Linked DNA regions of Mus musculus: region 2 is linked to region 1. Evidence: chromatin loops called from intact Hi-C (ENCODE). Cell type or tissue: heart. All regions are shown on one strand. Each heading gives the region's core, and the rest is flanking DNA. Links, peaks and the distances in the headings are about the cores only.

What was found. Hi-C counts contacts between places; a loop is a spot of excess contacts. Peaks named below come from ENCODE experiments on the same cell type or tissue, not always from the same donor. Only the 100,000 strongest peaks of a DNase experiment are listed, where the experiment ranks them.
Region 2: it touches region 1 in a loop (4-fold over the local background); 3 of 42 quality-filtered maps call a loop at or near these places.

What each region holds. Positions count from the first base shown.
Region 1 is chr14:15,713,197-15,717,598 of GRCm38, forward strand. No RefSeq gene overlaps it. Among named protein-coding and RNA genes, the nearest start is that of Gm31804, 60 kb to the right of the region's middle. In heart, for the core only: no CTCF peak of the experiment used is centred there; no DNase peak of the experiment used is centred there.
Region 2 is chr14:15,772,282-15,776,683 of GRCm38, forward strand. It overlaps Gm31804 (a long non-coding RNA gene), which reads left to right and starts at 2,823. Exons shown (of 5, transcript XR_874228.2): 1 at 2,823-3,025. In heart, for the core only: no CTCF peak of the experiment used is centred there; no DNase peak of the experiment used is centred there.

The DNA.
Region 1 (4,402 bases), core at 288-4,287:
TTCTTTCTTTCTTTCTTTCTTTCTTTCTTTCTTTCTTTCTTTCTTTCTTTCTTTCTTAGGCTAATATCCACTTATTAGTGAGTACATACCATGCATGTCCTTTTGAGTCTGAGTTACCTCACTCAGAATGATATTTTCTAGTTCCATCCATTTGCCTGTAAAAGTTAGGATGTCCTCGTTCTTAATACTTGAGAAGTATCTCATTGTGTAAATGAACCACATTTTCTATATCCATTATTCTGTCGTGGGACATCTTGGCTTTTTCCAGATTCTGGCTATCACAAATAAGGCCACTATGAACATAATGGAACACATGCCCCTGTGGCATCTTTTGGGTATATTTCCAAGAGTGGTATAGCTGAGTCTTCAGGTAGATCCATTTCCAATTTTCTGAGGAACCTTCAGATTGATTTTCAGAGTGGTCCCACCAGCAATGGAGGAGTGTTCCTCTTTATCCACATCCTCTCTAACATGTGTTGTCACCTCAGGTTGTGATCTTAGCCCATCTGACTGGTGTAAGGTGGAATCTCAGGGTCGTTTTGATTTGCATTTCTCTGATCACTAAGGACTTTGAACATTTCTTTAGGTGACTTGTCATTCTACTGTTGTGAATTCTCTGTTTAGTTCTATATCCCATCTTTTATTGGGTTGTTTGGGTTTTTTGGTGATTAACTTCTTGAGTTTTTTATATATTTTGGATATTAGCCCTGTAATGGATGTGGGATTAGTGAAGATTATTTTTTCCCAATCAGTAGGTTGTCGATTTGTCTTATCAACTATGTTCTTTGCCTTACAGAAGCTTTCCAGTTTTATGAGGTCCCATTTATCAATTCTTGATCTTAGAGCATGGGCCATTGGAGTTCTCTTTAGGAAATTTTACCCCTGTGCCAAGGAGTTTAAGACTCTTTCCCACTTTCTCTTTTATTAGATTCAGTGTATCTGGTTTTATGTTGAGGCCCTTGATCCACTTGGACTTGCGCTATGTACAAGGTGACAAATATGGGTCTATTTTCATTCTTCCGCACACAGATAGCCAGTTAGACCAGCACCACTTATTGACGATGCTTTCTTTTTTCCATTGTATATTTTTGGTGTCTTTGTCAAAGATCAAGTGATGGAAAGTGTGTGGTTTTATTTCTGAATCTTCAATTCTACTCCATTGATCAACATGTCTGTCTCTGTACCAATACCATGGAGTTTTTATCACTATTGCTCTATAGTAAAGCTTGAGGTCAGGGATGGTGATTCCCCCAGCTGTTCTTTCATTGTTAAGAACTCTTTTCGCTATTCTGGTTTTTTTGCCTTTACAGATGAATTTGAGAATTGCTATTTCCATGTCTTTGAAGAATTGTGTTGGGATTTGATGGGGATTGCATTGAATCTATAGATTGCCTTTCGTAGGATGGCCATTTTTACAATGTTAATTCTGCCATCCATGAGCATGGGAGATCTCTCCATTTTCTGAGATCTTCTTCAATATCTTTCTTGAGAGACTTGAAATTATTTTCATACAGGTCTTTCACTTGGTTGGTTTGTTACCCCACCATATTATAAACAATTTGTGACTATTGTGAAGGGAATTGTTTCCCTAATTTCTTTCTCAGCCTGTTTAACCTTTGTATAAAGGAAGGCTACTGATTTATTTGAGTTAATTTTATATCCGGCCACTTTGCTGAAGTTGTTTGTCAGCTGGAGAAGTTCTGTGGTAGAATTTTTGGGTTCACTTATGTATACTATCATAGCTCTGCAAATAGTGATACCTTTATTTCTTTTTAACCAATTTGTATCTCCTTGATCTTTTTGTTGTCTTATTGTTCTAGCTAACACTTCAATTACTATATAGAATAGATATTGGGAGAGTGGCATCCTTATATTTTCCTCGATTTCAGTGGGATTGCTTCAAGTATGCCTCCATTTAACTTGATATTGGCTGTTGGTTTGCAGTAAGTTACTTTTATTATGTTGTGGTATGGGCCTTGAATTCCTGATCTCTCCAGTACTTTTACCATGAAGGGGTGTTGTATTTTGTCAAATTCTTTTTTCAGCATCTAAGATGATTATGTGATTTTTTTCCTTTGACTTTGTTTATATAATGGATTACATTAGTGGATTTTCATATAGTAAACCAACCTTGTATCTCTGGGATGAAGCCTACTTGATTGTAGTAAATGATGGTTTTGATGTGTCCCTGGATTCAGTTTGCAAGAATTTTATTGAGTATTTTTGCACCAATATTCATATGTGAGATTGGTCTGAAGTTCTCTTTTTTGGTTTAGTCCTTGTGTGGTTTAGGTATCAGAGTAATTGTGGCTTCATAGAATGATTTAGGTAGTGTTCCTTCTGTTTCTATTTTCTGCAATAGTTTGAGAAAAATTGGTATTAGGTCTTCTTTGAAGGTCTGGTAGAATTCTGCACTAAATCCATATGGCCCTAGGCTTTTTTTTGGTTGGGAGGTGTTTAATGACTTCTTCTATTTCCTTGTGTGATATAGAACTGTTTAGATAGTTTACCTGATCTTGATTTAACTTTGGTATGTGCCATCTGTCTAGAAAACCAATCTTTTCATCTAGATTTTCCAGTTTTGTTGAGTATAAGCTCTTATAGTAGGATCTGATGATTTTTTGAATTTCCTTCCTTTCAGTTGTTTATGTCTCTCTTTTCATTTCTGATTTTATTAATTTGCATACTTCCTCTTGGCCGTTTAGTTAGTTTGGCTAGGGGTTTATCTATCTTGTTGATTCTTTCAAAGAACCAGCTTTTGGTTTTGCTATTCTTTGTATTGTTTCTTCGTTTCTATTTGGTTAATTTCATCATGAGTTTAACTATTCCCTGCCTTCTACTCCTCTTGGTTGAGTTTGCTTCTTTTTGTGCTAGTGCTCTCAGGTGTGCTATTAAGTTGTTGGTGTAAGATCTCTGAAGTTTCTTTACCAGGGCACTTACTGCTATGAACTTTCCTCTTAGCACTGCTTTCATTGTGTCCCATAGGTTTGGGTATGATGTGTCAACCTTTTCATTAACCTTCAGGAAGTCTTTAATTTCTTTCTTTATTTCTTTCCTAACCAAGTTATCACTGAGTACACAGTTGTTCAATTTCCACATGTATGTGGGTTTTCTGTAGTTTTTGCTGTCATTGTAGACCAGTCTAAGGCCATGGTGAGCTGATAGGATGCATGGTATTATTTCAATCTTCTTGTATATGTTGAGGGTTGTTTTGTGACCAATTATATGGTTGATTTTGGAGAAGGCATCATGAAGTGCTGAGAAGAAGCTGTATTCTTTTGTTTTAGGGTGAAATGTTCTGTAGATATCTGTTAATCCATTTGGTTCATAACCTCTCTTAGTTTCACTATGTCTCTGTTTAGTTTCTGTTTCAATGACCTGTCCATTTGTGAGAGTGTGGTCTTGAAATCTCCCACTACTATTGTGTGGGGTTCAATGTGTGTTTTGTATTTTAGTAAAGTTTCTTTTATGAATTTGGGTGCTCTTGCATTTGGGGAATAGATATTTAGAATTAAGACTTTCTCTTGGGATATTTTACCAGTGATGAATATGAAGTGTACTTCTTCATCATGATTGATAACCTTTGGTTGGAAGTCTATTTTATTTGATATTAGAATGGCAACTCCTGCTTGTTTTCTTGGACCATTTGCTTAGAACACCATTTTCCATCCTTTTACTCTGAAATACTGCCTGTCTTTGTTGTTGAGGTGTGTTTCTTGTATGCAGCAAAATTCTGGATCTTGTTTGTGTATCCAGTCTGTTAGCTTATGTCTTTTTATAGGTGAGTTGATTCCATTAATATTGAGAGATATTAGCTGGGCAGTGATGGCTCACGACTTTAATCCCAGCACTTGGGAGGCAAAGGCAGTTGGTTTCTGGTGTGTTTGTTTTTGTAGGTGGTTTTACGCACTTGTAAATCTCTGCATTTGACTTTGTTGTGAGATGCTTAATAGCTTGTCCTTTTTTTGGTGCAGTTATCTTCCTTGTGTTGGAGGAATCCTTCCAGGATCTTCTGTAAGTACATTGGTAGATAGATACTATTTGAATTTGGCTTTGGCCTGGAATAATTTGTTTTCTCCATCTATGTTGATTGTTTTGCTGGGTATAGTAGCTTGTGCTGGCATTTATGTTTCCATAGAGTCTGCATGACCTCTGACCAGGCTCTTCTGGCTTTCATAATCTCTGTTGAAAAATCTGGTGTAATTCTGATAGATCTACCTTTGTATGTTACTTGGCCTTTTTGCCTTGCAGCTTTTAATATTTTTTGTTTACTCTGTGCACTTATTGTTTTGATAATTATGTAATGAGAAGATTTTCTTTTCTGGTCCCATTTACTTAGGGTTCTATAGGCTTCTTGTACCTTTATGCCCATCACTTTCTTTAGGATGGGGAAGTTTCTTCT
Region 2 (4,402 bases), core at 234-4,233, 59 kb after region 1:
GAAGTCAGGGCCAAGTTTTTGGAACTGATCTTTCAAAAATGAAAATATATCCCTGAAGAAAAGCATTAATTTTTCTCAAAGATATAATCAACCCCACTGGCTCTTTCTCTTCACTGTTCCCTACTTCTCAGAATAGCTATGGAGGAGCATTCTAGCACAGGGACATTGCAGGAAAGTTTAAGCCACATCTAAGCCATAGGGCCACAAGCCTTAATACAGCTTAGTATTTGTCAACTGTCAGTCAGTGCTTTTTGCCATAACTGTATGTGGGCTTCTCTTCGATTACAGTTTTCAACCAATTCCTGTCAGAATGTAAGGTAAGCTATTGATTTCAATATTCACTCTATAACTGACCACCTGGGTCAGCACTCTTATTTTCCTCTAATAATTTTTCAATTGATTCTCCTAGAGTTGTCGGGGAGACAATCATGGAAAGATACCCAACATGTGATACTACTTTCATCAAATGCTTGTAATTAGAATAAATGTAAAAACAAAGAAATGAGAAACAGTAGGTATCTCCATAAATGGGAAAATAAGAAATTAAGTAAGTTAGGATGGACAGAAGTAAAGCACTCCAACGCTTTGGAAGTAAGTATGAACACAAAGATACCACATACAAAAAAGGATGCAAGGTAGTGTACCTATATTAACATAATTTTGTCACTCATTCTTACCTAAACTTACTTATTTTGTGCATATGCAAAAGAAATGAAGCCATAGAGCTCCAGGACTGAATATTTGACACAGTCATCTCCCTGGAAATTTTTTTTTCTATAATGCCAACAACGAAAGGGAATATTTATTTATTTATTTATTTATTTATTTATTTAGACATGTATAACCTGCTGGTCTAGTATCACTCAGAGTTACAACCACCTCTGACTTAGCCTAATGTGGCAACTCACAGTGACTATGGTTCTCTGCAGGGGCCCTGCATAAGATTGGGCAATTAGAAATTCTAGCATAGACTGAAGGAGCTCCTAAGACCCCACTGATAGCAATCAGCATATTGATGGTTACTAGGGCAAGGGGAGTCACTTTTCCATGGAGCAGTTACTACTGGGAGACCCCCACTTCCCAATGGCTAACCTCACACCCATGTATATATAAGCAGCATTATCTGGATTCTGTGGATTAAAAATAAACAAAATTTAGAGGGATGGGGCTCTTGGGGAATTGGAGGTGAGGGATGAAGATAAACATGATCAGGATATGTTATGCACATCTATGAACTTTTCTAAGAATACATATTTTAAGAAGTATTTTACTGGTTATTAAGAATAGTCAGCTGAATGTGGCAAATTGCCTGTAGTAACTTCACAATCATACAGTCTATCAGAAATTCAAGACTCTTGCCATGGTTTAAAAAAAAAATCCTTCTGTGGATTTAAGAAACATCTGCAAGCAAGCTCCACAGCAGGGGGCAGGGAAAGGAGACCTCCCTATGGGTTGCATTGTCAAAAGAGCCTTATAAGTAATTCCTCATTGCATCTTTATTCAGCCTTGATTGACAACACCTGGCTGCACCTCTACAAGAGGCCTTATGGGCAGCACTTCGTTATATCTTTACAGAAAGTCTTTCTCTATCAAGCAAAGAAAGATAGTTCTGGGGGTGAAAAGTCTCTTCTCGGTCTGCTTCCACTACACCTAGCTGATGAGAAGGAATCCCTGTGTAGCTCCTAACCGGGGGGAATGAAGGCTTAACTAGTCCATGCCCTACAACCACCCAAAGGGCCGCCTGATCCAAACCAGAAGGGAAGGGGGTTCACTGCCTAGAGAAAACTTTGGACCAGTGAGAATTGGGAGCTGGGAGGGAACTGAGCAAATACATTTCTCCTCAATTGCCACACTCATGGACTTTTCTTAGGCAGTGTATTCCCCCATAGACTGACTAGAGACAACTTGCAGGCTGAGTAAATGTACCAGCCAAGCATCTGGACTGCCTGTCTCCTCACAGGTCGCAGGGTATTCCCACTGAGAAGTATCATGGCTTTCCTAAGGATCGTACCAGCCAAGCAAAGCTTTGGTGCTTCACTCTGGCTCTGTGGTAGAATCCAGGCTATGACTGGCTAGAGAAAGGGCCATGGAATATGATCTTCTTTAGAAAAGCAGATTGCTTAGCCTAAGATGCAGCGAGGACCCTTCTGGCTTCTATTTCTCTGGCAAGGTCTGCATGAAATATGCATTAAAAATAAGAACCCATTTTTCAGATCATTTTTCTGGGAAGGTTTAATTTGGTTTAAGGATATACAGACAGCATAATAATGTATTAAACAAGGCTTGGGTGTTTACTTTTTAAAAATGTAAAACTACTCTGCAATATGTAATACTACACAGCATAAAACAACTTCAAATCTAATGCAATAGCCAGGTCAAACAAATCACAGGAGATGATACCTCATCTAATCAAAATTCACAAGAGCTTTCCATCTTCAACAGCTCCTGATACTACCTGTCAGAACTCAGTGACTGATTTTGATAACATATGGCACAGAATTTTTTAAGCTAAGAAAGTTGACTAAAAGTGTAAATTGGCCATAGGTCTGATTCATGACAAATCATGAAATAATCATAAAAATGACAAGGCTGAGAGAATGTGACCAAGGTAGAACTTTAGAACCAGAATGAGCTTGGGGGAAAATCATTTGAATTTCTTAGCGCTAAAGGAATTTGCCTGAATTGTTAACACAGAGCCAAGACCCCCATGGCCTATTCAACATTAAAGGATTTCTATTCTGTTTTCCCATCTGCTAAAGTATATTTCCTTTCTAATCTGTTTGGTGCTTGATTCTAACTGAGATTCTCTGATATCTTTTCCAGAATCTTCCACAGTACCCTTTGTGTATAGTACTCTGCATCCTATGGTTGTTATCCTGATTGACATGGTTGGTACCCTGCATCTAATGGATACTATCCAACATCCCATTGTTGGTACCCTGTATTCTATGGTTGGTTCCCTAATTCCCATGGATGGTACTCTGCACCCCATGGATGATATCCTGCATCCCACGGTTGATATCAGGTATCCCACAGTTGGTGTCCTACATATGATGTTTGATATGCTGCACTCCATAGTTGGTACCCTTTGTCTAAGATTAGTTTCTACTGATTGGTATCTCTACCAGTGATAACAAAATGCCATTCTCCAAAGCCATGTGGTGCCACAGACCTATAACAACAACACTCAGAGCCTGGGGCAGGAGAATGGCTAACCTGAGCAAAGTTGAAGCCATCCTGAATTATATAGAAAATTCCTATAGTAAAGAAATAACAAGAGTTCCACTGTCCTAATTATAATCCCAGTTTTTCTAAAAACTGTTCTCAGTAATTGTGCTGGCTGGTTTTATGCCAATATGACACAATCTAGAATCATTTTAGAAGGAGGATCTTCAGCAGAAGAATTGGGATGTGGGCAAGCCTGTGGGGCATTCTTTATTGGTGATTTGTGAGGGTCCACATCACCATGGGTCGTACCATCCCTGGGATGGAGAATATGAGTGCTGTATGAAAGTAGGCTGAGCAAGCCATGAAGTACAAGCCAGTTCCTCCATGGCCTATGCTTCATTTACTCTCTCCAAGTTGCTGCTGTTTTAATTCCTACCCTGACATCTCTCTGTAATTGACCACTACCTGGAAGTGTAAGATAAAATAAACCCTTTATCCCCCAGGTTGCTTTTAGTTGGGATGTTTCTTCACAGCAATACCAACCCTGACTAAGACACTAATCACTTATATATTGAACCACCTCAAATGTTTATGGACTTTTCTCCCTGTTGTAAAATTATCAACATAGATCCTCAGTTTTGCTTTGTAGCCTACATGCCATTTAATATTATCTAGCCTTTTATAGAGAATCACCAAGCTAAAATTAAAGAATTCAAGATCCGGAGAGGGTAAGAACTGACTACATTCACCTCCCTGAATCTGGAGTGCTGGCCCCCCACCCTCTAGTGGACCATCCTCTTTCCCATCACAGCTCAGCCTATGCTTCCTGGTAACTGAAAGCAAACAGGTCTTTACAAGGAGTGTGAGACCCATAGAGCCTGCCCTTTACCATCAAATATGTCTTTCCCATTTTAGTCTCTGTTGTTGTTCTTTAATGGGAATCCAATGTGTGTATGACATTCAAACCTCACTCTGTGTCTTCAGCAAGGACCCAAAGACAGTATGTGAGAAGCAGTTTTGAAGAGATAATGCAATCAGTTAAATGTGAACCAGGTTGAAAACCTGAGAATTCCATGGCCTAATAACAGCTTATTTAAAAGCTTTGGCAAGGTCTCTTCAGCTTGACAACTGGCCCTCACCTTATCTTCCCTTTGCAAAAACTCAGTGAGCCAATCCATTTCCACCTGGAAAGCCAAAGCTGACACAACTATGTGTATGGTGCCCTGTGTACATA